Regions from separate parts of the Homo sapiens genome. Here region 2 is linked to region 1. Evidence: chromatin loops called from intact Hi-C (ENCODE). Cell type or tissue: Caco-2. All regions are shown on one strand. Links, peaks and the distances in the headings refer to the core of each region. The heading gives the core; the rest is flanking DNA.

Region 1 (5,376 bases), core at 245-5,244:
AGTTTTATAATACAGGTAAGTTTCCATTAACAAGTAATAAAAACAATCAACACCCACTGTGATAAACCACCATTTAATAAATGCCTGGTTTATGTCAGTCGCCATTATAAGTGCTTTTTCTTTTCTTTTTTTTTTTGAGAAGGGGTCTCACTCTGTAGCCCAGGCTAGAGTGCAGTGGTGTGATCTTGGCTCACTGGAACCTCTGCCTCCCGGGTTCAAGCAATCCTCCTGCCTCAGCCTCCTGAGCAGCTGGGATTACAGGCACCCACCACCACACCCAGCTAATTTTTTTATTTTCAGTAGAGACAGGGTTTCCCCATGTTGGCCAGGCTGGTCTCAAACTCCTGACCTCAGGTGATCTGCCTGCCTTGGCCTCCCAAAGTGCTGGATTTACAGACGTGAGCCACCGCACCTGGCCTATGAATGCTTTATGTGTACTAATTTAATGTTTGTAACTCTACTGTTATCGCCCTTTTAGCAGATGAGGAAACTGGACACCAGACAGGGTAACATCTTCCCCTCTCTTAGGCTTTGCTCTGTCTGCTCCTCTCCTCATTCTGACTGCTCTGCAATAAAAAATGATCTTCTCTCCTGGAAACTTTTTTCCTGCAAAATCTTTGCTGGATATAGCCAGCTCCGGCCCAAAAGCTACTGCTCTATTTCAACAAATCTTTTAAAAGTGGACAATGCTCTCTACCACCCCTCCTCACCATCTGTCCATTCTGGTTTCTCTTCCTCTACCCATGCTGAGCTCACCTCGGGTGCTTCTTCAATGCTGGGATACTCTGCGGCTGACAAAGTAGACTCAGGGTCTCAGTCTTTTGACTCTCTCTGTAAACTTGCTTTCCTTAGACTTCATTCACTATCAGGGTATCAGCAGTCACTCCCATTCAAGTGATGCCCAAATATAAACATGTTGCTTAGACTTCACAACTGAGCTCAGTCCCACATTTTTACCTGCCTGCTAAAGCACATCCATTTCGATGTCCCATTGTCACTTTTTTTTGAGACAGTGTCTGGCTCTGCTGCCCAGGCTGGAGCGTAGTGGCACAATCTTGGCTCACTGCAGCCTGTGCCTCCCCGGCCCAAGCAATCCTCTCACCTCAGCTTCCTGAGTAGCTGGGCCCAGAGGTATGTACCACCACCCCCAGCTAATTTTTGCATTTTTTTGTAGAGACAAGGCTTCACCATGTTGCCCAAGCGGTCTCCAACTCCTGACCTCAAGTCATCTGTCCACCTCGGCCTCCTGAAGTGCTGGGATCACAGTCATGAGCCACTGTGCCCGGCCTCATTGTCACTGTTAACACAGGTTTTCATCTCCCTATTCCTCATTCTTGACGTTTTCTCAATCCTCAAATCTCATCCATCATTTCTTTGCAACTGCTGTTCTTTGAGATGTCTGCCACCACCATAATACTTACCTTTACTACTCTCATTCCAGGTAAGTGGAAAAGGAAAACAATTCTTAAAGTAGCTAAGAAGTACTGTTCCAGTCATGAATCTGGTATTTAAAAAATCCACCTTTCACAGTTGTTTAAGAGCCCTCTCTTGAATGTCAATAATCCTTACCACAGCTCCCTCCTCTGTTCTCTCTCCCTGTTAAGATGTCATAATTCACTGATAACAACTAAGCTAGCCATTGTGAACTCTTTCCCCCACTCTCTTCATCTAATCCTGTAACCAATTCCAACCAGTTCTCCTAACTCTCTCTCCAAGCTGTTCCTTCTTGATAATTCACATTATTTTTGCCTATGCAAATACCTTTTGAAAGAGTAGTAGCAGCTGAGCACGGTGGCTAACACTTGTAATCTCAGCGCTTTGGGAGGCCGAGGCAGGCAGGAGTTTGCGACCAGTTTGGCCAACACGGTGAAACCCTGTCTCTACTAAAAATACAAAAAATTAGCTGGGCGTGGAGGCAGGAGAATCGCTTGAACCTGGGAGGCAGAGGTTGCAGTGAGCCGAGATTGCGCCACTGCACTCCAGCCTCAGTGAGACTCCAACTCAAAAAAAAAAAAAAAAAAGAGAGTAGCATGTTACATTTTTTCCACAAACCATTCTCCAACACTTCTGCATCCCTTTAAAAAGAAACTCAAATGTGGCAATCTCCCCTCAGTCCACCAGTCCTCCAGTAAGGTCCATTAGTTACCAATGACTACCCCTGAGCCCCACTGTCAAATCCATTCCCTGACAATCAGTTTTTTCTTTTCAAAACTCTGTACTCACTTGGCGTCTGAAAAATTATTCTACTCTAACTTGTCCCACTTCTGCTTAGGATCACTCCCCTAAATGCCATTATTCCCCAGGACTGTCTTCGGTCCATTATCCTCCAACTCTCTCTAGTCAAACTATTCCTATAGCTTACACTATCATCCACATCTAATTAATTACACTTCATATCACCAGCCCCATCTATTCTGAGCTTCACATCCAGATTTTCGACTGTTTACTGGACCAGGTGGTTTTCAGAGCACCTTCAAACGCAGTATCTATCAAGCCTGCTATTCCTGTATTTCTTAACTCAAATAATGACCATTTATTGATTTATTGTCTCTCAGCTCCAAATTCACCCTTTTTGACTGCTCTATGAAAATATATCTGGACTCTTTACATTTTTTCCTTAGCCAGCTGGTACTGAGGCTTTGTCAGAAGAGGGAGCTCGAGAGACAGGGCAAGAGGAAGGGTGTTGCTTCCTGGGCCAGCATGTGGACTTGGTAGGCATGGGCAGCCCTTGCAGCTTCTCCATTGCCTGGTGGGTCAGCAGCACTCTGTGGGAGCTTCTCCCAGCATTCCCCTCCCTCTTACATCACAGTTGTGCTGCAGTGTCTCCGGTGAGATACCTCTCCATGAATGCCTTTTCCCAGGACTCTAGAGGGCAGATTTCCCACAGGTTCCACCAGCACGACATCATAGCAACTTCCGTGCCATTCAGTGAGCCATGAAGGAGGCAGAAACTTGTCCTAACAGGAAAAGGTTCACATTCTGGACACAGATTTTTGTTGCCTGTAAAGCTTCTGTTATCCACAGCCTCACAGGATGCCTTCTCCACTATCGGCACTCTTCACAGCCATCATGTCTTACTGAGGAGCTCATGTCACAGCAGAGGAAATACAGGACTGTGTTCATGCCCATGGAATTAACTGGTCTTACCATATATGCCATTGCCTGAAAGTAGCTAACCAAATTAATAGGCTTACTAAAGAATCAGTTACAAAGCAAGTTGGGAGACAACATCCTAAAAAGGTGGGCATCTGTCGTAGGAGGATGCGGTATGTGTCTCTCCAATTACTAGAATTTGTAAGTTGTGAGAATCAAAAGGTGAAAGTGCGAGCGGCTTCTCTCACAATTATACCTAATGAGCCACTTACAGAACACTCACTTTCTGTTCTGACAACTGCTGATTTAGAGAATTTAGTCCTTGAGAGAGAAAACGCTTCCAACAAAAACCGCAACAATGGCTCCACTGCCCTGGAAGATGAAGACTGCTACAGGGACATTTTGCACTCCTTGAGGTATGAACTAGCAGGCAAACAAACAAACAAACAAACAAAACTAGTCTACTGGCTGGGGTAACTGATGTGATTACGAAATGAAGGCAGTGAAGACTGTCGGGAACCCAGGGGATTCTCTGGGATGCTTCTTAGTATTTCCATACCCAGTAGTGAAGGCCAATGAAAAACAATGGCAACCATAAAAGGCAAGGACAACTGGGGGCTCAGATCCTTTGTGAATGAAGGTTTGGGTTACTTAACTCCACCAGCTAAAGAACCAAGAGCAGCTGAGGTTCAACCTGAAAGTGAGTTAAGTACAGAATAGGCAGTGAAGGGAGGAAGGCACAGATACCAATGATGGCTTACGAGCAATTACAGAAATAACAATGGTAGTAGATTTGCATATTTTCTATTGTTTCTCATATGGATGTGTTAATTTGTATAGGCCAAGCATTTTTTTTCCTGTTTTTACCTTATTCACAAGTTATTACATGTTAGGTTTTATAATTCAGTCTTTAGGTAACAAACTGTGACTGAATTTCTGGGGTGATTATATAGCCAGTGATGAATACAATGACCCTTGGGGCTGTTCATCTCCTCAGTTTAGAGAGAGGATGAACACTTCTTCACTTGCAAGAAAGAAAGCTGTATCTTGTTAAGCAGAAATACAGAGTTGCGTTGCCATTGTACCGGACAAATGCGTGCAGAAGAGTACATATGGAAGGTGAGTAGTCAAAGGGTTGGGATGATCTGTGCGGATGACTGACTTATTTCCTCTAGCTCCAATTTTACCCTTTTGGATTGCTCTGTGAAAAAAAATGGACTTAGGCCCTTTATAGGTTTTTTTCCTTCGCCAGCTAGCACTGACATTTTGTAAATAGAAGGTGCAAGAGGAGAGGTTTGGTTTCTTAGTTCTGGTCTGCTGTCTCCTGCAGCACAGCAGCTTTGCCAGCAACAAGGCACCTACAATGCTCACCTCGCCAGTGGTTGGCAGCATCTACCAGCATGCCCTCTGGTAGCTCCGTAGCGAGTGCCTCCCATGAGACACCTCTCCTGTGCCCTGCCTTCACTGGTATCTTAGAGGGTGGATTTCCTGCACTCCTACTGGCATGGCACCATAGTGAGAGGAAGGGGGTTCTTTCTTGGGCATGCTATGTCAGTCCTCACTGAGTTACTTCCCCTTGTATCTGCTACTGCTACTCCAATTCCTTGTTAAAGTCTTGTATACTACATTTTTCCTGTTAGCAAATTACTGCGTAGTTTCTCCTGACTGGACTCGGATTAACACAATACCATCTACTAAACTGTCCAGGTAAGTTTCCATCACACTCTCTCCCTCATCCTGCCTAACAAATTGGTTCAAACTGGTTATCAATTTTTGTTGATTCCAAGTCCTATGTCTCCATGGAATTAGATTATTTCCATCTACTGTCTTGGTTTGGAGCTTTGAAATAATTACTGGCTACTGCAACAACTATCTACTGGTTTTGCTATCTTCAGTGTCTTTTCTCTATCTCCTGCTGCCAATGTTTTCTATCCTATTTTCAATCTATAATCAAGATGATTTTTCTAAAACATAAATCCAAACCATGTCATTCCCTTGCTTCACTTTAATCCCATATTTTAAGAATAAAGTTCAAATTCCCAAGCTCTTCATGACTCAGCACCGACCTTGTTTTCTAGCATCTTTATCCAGGTGATCTTTCACTACCACCACCACGGCTGCCCCCACCAAAACTGTTTTTCTTGACTCATTCTATGGAATGACTTGCCATTCCTCCAGTATAGTTTTAAGAGTCTGTCATACATCTAGGCCCTTCTACGTGCTGTTCCCTAATCAAGAAGACTATACCCTCCAATCTGAGTAACTCCCTCTTGGCAGGATTAT
Region 2 (5,376 bases), core at 315-5,314, 220 kb after region 1:
ATCCCAGCACTTTGGGAGGCTGAGGCGGGCGGATCACCCGAGGTCAGGAGTTTGAGACCAGCCTGGGCCACATGGCAAAATCGCATCTCTACAAAAAATACAAAAATTAGCTGGGCGTGGTGGCGTGTGCCTGTGGTCCCAGCTACCCAGGAGGCTGAGGTAGAAGGATCGCTTGACCTGGGAGGCGGAGGTTGCAGTGAGCTAAGATCCCGCTACTGCACTCCAGCCTAGATGACAGAGTGAGACCGTGTCTCAAAAAAATAACAATAATAAAATAAAATAAAAAAGAATAAAAAGTCAAATAGCTCTCCCTCTGTATGGATAATAAATAGGTCTATGAGAAAAGGGCTGTAATTTTAAAACTAGGCTGGGTGAAATGGCTTATGCTTGTAATCCCAGCACTTTGGGAGGCCAAGGCGGGAGGATTGCTTGAGACCAGGAGTTAAAGACCAGCCTGGGCAACATAGCAAGACCTCATCTTTCTTTCTTTCTTTATTTTGAGACAGAGTCTTGCTCTGTCACCCAGGGTGGAGTGCAATGGTGTGATCTTGGCTCACTGCAACCTCTGCCTCCCAGGTTCAAGCGATTCTCCTGCCTCAGCCTCCTGAGTAGCTGGGATTACAGGTGTGTGCCACCTCACCCGGCTAATTTTTGTTAATTTTTATTTTTAATTTTATTACTACTATTTTTTCTTTTTTCTTTTTTTTTTTTTTTTTTTTTTGAGAGAGTCTCACTCTGTGCCCCAGGGTGGAGTGCATGATCTCAGCTCACTGCAGCCTCTGCCTCCTAGGTTCACACAATTCTCCTACCTCAGCCTCCTGAGTAGCTGGGATTACAAGCATGCACCACCACACCAGGCTAATTTTTTTTTTTTTTCAGTAGAGACGGGGTTTCACTATGTTGGCCAGGCTGGTCTCAAACTCCTGACTCAAGTAATCTGCCTGCCTCAGGCTCCCAAAGTGCTGGGATTACAGGACCTCATCTTTAGAAACACACACACACACACACACACACACACACACACACACACACACACACCAAAAACTTAAATGACAAGTATGTGGGGCCTCAGAGTTGCTTTCTCCTTCAGAAATCTATTCCTCAGAAACAATAACAAAAAATTAGAGCCAACGTCAGTTTTATGTTCTCAGCAAGACTGAAGTGGATTCTACATCTATGTAACTTGATCAAGTTGTCCTAGAAAAGGAGCAGCAAAGGAAGACGGAATGGAGATGAGAGAGGTGGTTTTGAAATGAAAAGTCACAAAGGAGAAACTGAATGGCAGACTGTATATGAAGATCATTGAATTAGGGAAAATAAACTATGATTTATCCAACAGAAAGAAACCTTAAAAAATGATTTAAAAGTTTGCCGAGGGCTGGGCGCAGTGGCTCAAGCTTGTAATCCCAGCCCTTTGGGAGGCTGAGGTGGGAGGATTGGTTGAGCCAGGAGTTTGAGATCAGTCTGAACAATATAAGGGAGATCCCCATTTCTACAAAACAATTAAAAAATTAGCTGGGTGTGGTGGCACGTTCTGTGGTGCCAGTAACTCAGGAGGCTGAGGCAGGGTTGTGGGGATCGCTTGAGCCCAGGAGGTCGAGGCTGTAGTGAGGTGTGATCATGCCACTGCACTCCAGCCTGGGTGGCACAGCAAGATCCAATCTCAAAACAAAAACAAAAACAAAACAAAAAAAGAGAGGCAGAAAAAGGTATATGGAAGACAAATCCCTTAGCTACACCCTACAAACAATCAGAGTCACTAAAAGAAAGAAAAAAATGGTGGTGGTGGTGGTGTTGGAGAAGAAAAAGAAATAATGAAAGACAACTTTCTTAATCTATAGAAAGAACTTAAGTTGATATGGTTGATCAAGGAGCCAGAAATAACCAATCTAGAATGGCCTTGAAAACATAAGCAGCCTAGAAATTTACAGCGTCTTGGGGAAATCTTTGATGTTCTACAGGTTCAATTTTTGCTAAATCTGGCTTGGCAAGCCCCCTGCTGACATTTTAACATGACTGTTAATGACACGGAGTAGGACAGAAATTCCAGCGAAGCATGGTGGATCGAATATTCTTCCTTCCTTCTCCAGAGTGCACTGTAATGATAATAAAAGGTCAAACAAGGCACAAACAGGGAGAGCAGAAGAGGAAATAATCGCAACACATTTTTGAAAGGTGAAATTCATGTGAACAAGGGGTAAGCTGACCAGAAAACCAGAGGTCTGAATCAGAAGCCTAAAAACCAGATGACTCATAACCTAGAAGCCTAAAGTGAATCAGAATATGCAGGCAAGAGAGAACTCTAGGCTGGGTGCGGTGGTTCACGCCTGTAATCCCAGCACTTTGGGAGGCCAAGGCGGGTGGATCATGAGGTCAGGACTTCAATACCAACCTGGCCAAGACGGTGAAACCCCATCTCTACTAAAAATACAAAAATTAGCCAGGTGTGATGCCACACGCCTGTAATTCCAGCCACTCGGGAGGCTGAGGCACAAGAATCGCTTGAACCTGGGAGGTGGAGGTTGCAGTGAGCCGAGATCATGCCATTGTACTCCAGCCTGGGCGACAGAGTGAGATTCCGTCTCAAAAAAAAAAAAAAAATTAGTGGGGCGTGGTGGCACACACTTGTAATCCCAGCTACTCAGGAGGCTGCGGTGGGAGAATCGCTTGAACGCAGGAGGCGAAGGTTGCAGTGAGCCAAGATCATGCCATTGCACTCCAGCCTGGGGGACAAGAGCAAAACTCCGTCTCAAAAAATAAAAAATAATAAAAAAAGAACACTGAAAGCCAGAATGCAGATAGGTCCAAAGGGTTAACACAAAGCAGCACACCTTGGCAGAAGTTAGAGGCTTACTCTCTGGAGAGGTTCAACTAGAGCAGTGGTTCTCAACCTTGGCTGCACATTGGAGTCACCTGGAGAGATTTTAAAAGACTGATGTTCAGACCACCCCACCAGATGTATTAAAGTAAAAACTCTGGGTAAGGTATACAGCCTTCAGTATGTCTTAAAGCTCTCTAAGTAGTCCAAAATATGCAGCCCTTTTGGGTACCAAAGAATAGAAGGACTCTGGACTTGAGGACATCAAGTGGATAGGGGTGCTGTACTGGAAAGAGCAGGATGGAGTCTGTCTATATATACTGAATGGAAGCTTACTTGGCTCCAAAAAATTCCTGGTAGCTGGATTTGTAATTATACTATAGTTTTTCATCCCCATTCTAAAGAGTGGAGGATTCCCCTCTGGAAGAAACTAACCACAAGAAAAAATGCCGGGAAGATCCTCAGTGAAGTGGTACACTCAGATCACTCTATAATAGAACTCTCTTGTCATATCTCACAAATTTCTAACTTGAAGAGCAGAAGAAAACCTCAACAAAATGAATATCTTTACAAGTCCTATTATAGCCATGAAAAAGAATAGAATGTTATGAAAAGGGGAACAATCAGGAAATAAAAAAATAGAACCCTGAGAAATTGTAAATATGGGCCAGACGTGGTGGCTTACACCTGTAATCCCAGCATTTTGGGAGGCTGAGGCGAGTGGATCACCTGAGGTCAGGAGCTCGAGACCAGCCTGGCCAACATGGTGAAACCCTGCCTTTACTAAAAAATACAAAAATTAGCTTGGTGCAGTGGCAGGCGCCTGTAATCCCAGCTACTCGGGAGTCTGAGGCAGGAGAATCGCTTGAACCCAGGAGGCAGAGGTTGCAGTGAACCAAGATTGTACCATTGCACTCCAGCCTTGGAGACAGAGTAAAATTCCATCTCAAAAAAAAAAAAAAAAGAAAGAAAGAAAAGAAAGAAAGAAAAGAAAAAGAAAAAAAGAAATTGTAAATATGCCAGCAGAAGTAAAGAACTGAAGTGTTGAGGAAACGTCACAACAAAAAATATGAGTGGAGGGTGGGCGCACTGGTTCACGCCTGTAATCCCAGCACTTTGGAAGGCTGAAGCAGGTGGATCACTTGAGCCCACGAGTTTGAGACCAGCCTGGGCAACATGGAGAGACCCTACTTCTACAAAAAATAAAAAATTAGCCAGGTGTGGTGCGTGTGCCTGTGGTCCCAGTTATTCAGGAGGCTGAGGCGGGAAGGTCGCTTGAGCCCAGGAGGTCAAGGCTGCAGTGAGCTATGACTGCACTCCAACCTGGTCAAACAAAACAAAACAAAACACAAGAATGGAAAATAGTAGAGGATCAGTCCAGAAAATCTAATATCAAAATAATGAGTCCCAAAAAAAGAAAGCAGAAAAAAATGGAATGGAGAGTATTATCCCACAAGTAATAAAATAATGTTTCCAAGAAAATCATAAAAGACATAATTTCATGAAAGACATGAAAGAAAGGGCTCATAGAGCACTTGGCAAAGTATATTTTAAAAGGGTCGCAACGTCATCATCACAACATTGGATTTTCTAAATGTACCTAGGTTAAAAGGAAGTTACCAAAGAATCCTGGGAGGGGAAAATATTGCAAAAATTGCATATAAATGGATTAGGAGTCAGAATGGCTTGAACGCCTGGTTAGCAATGCCAGAAGCAGGATTATGATAGAGAAATGCCTCCAGGTATGAATGCAAATGATTTCCAGTGCAGAATTCTATGCCCAACCAAACCATAAATCAAGTGTCGGGGTAGAGTAAGAACATTTGTGACATTTTAGGCTCTGAAAAATTTTACCTCCCAGGTACCCTTCCGCAGTAACTTACTAGAGCACATGTCCTCCACCTCAAATGAGGAAGCAAACCTAGGAAGAGAAAGACACAGGATGGAAGGCAAAGATCTAATGCAGAAGAGAGGGCGAGGGGAAGACCCAGGAGCAGGCAGTTTTGGGGTACGTCTAGAGGGCAACCAATCTTTGTTGTTGTTGCCGAGACAAAGTCTCACTCTGTTGCCAGGCTGGAGTGCAGTGGCACGATCTCGGCTCACCGCAACACCTGCCTCCCGGGTTCAAGCGATTCTCCTGCCTCAGCCTCCCAAGTAGCTGGGACTACAGGCGTGCGCCACCACCCCCAGCGAATTTTTGTATTTTTAGTAAAGACAGGCTTTTACCATGTTGGCCAGGATAGTCTCAATCTGACCTCAACTGATCGGCCCATGTTGGCCTCTCAAAGTGCTGGGGTTATAGGCATGAGCCACTGTGCCCAGCCATTTTTTTTTTTTTCGAGATGGATTCTCTCATTCTTGTCACCCAGGCTGGAGTGCAGTGGTGTGATCTCTGCTCACTGCAACCTCCACCTCGCAGGTTCAAGCAATTCTCCAGCCTCAGCCTCCTGAGTAGCTGGGATTACAAGGTGCGTGCCACCACGTCTGGCTAATTTTTGTATTATTGGTAGAGACAGGGTTCCACCATGCTGGCCAGGCTGGTCTCAAACTCCTGACCT

What was found. Hi-C counts contacts between places; a loop is a spot of excess contacts. Peaks named below come from ENCODE experiments on the same cell type or tissue, not always from the same donor. Only the 100,000 strongest peaks of a DNase experiment are listed, where the experiment ranks them.
Region 2: a loop joins it to region 1, with 4 times the contacts of the local background. A loop is called at or near these places in 20 of 110 quality-filtered maps.

Annotation. Positions count from the first base shown.
Region 1 is chr16:24,798,179-24,803,554 of GRCh38, reverse strand. All of the region lies in intron 11 of TNRC6A (trinucleotide repeat containing adaptor 6A), which reads right to left. Among named protein-coding and RNA genes, the nearest start is that of SLC5A11, 45 kb to the left of the region's middle. In Caco-2, for the core only: no CTCF peak of the experiment used is centred there; a DNase peak (open chromatin) is centred at 2,784.
Region 2 is chr16:24,582,425-24,587,800 of GRCh38, reverse strand. No RefSeq gene overlaps it. Among named protein-coding and RNA genes, the nearest start is that of RBBP6, 46 kb to the right of the region's middle. In Caco-2, for the core only: no CTCF peak of the experiment used is centred there; no DNase peak of the experiment used is centred there.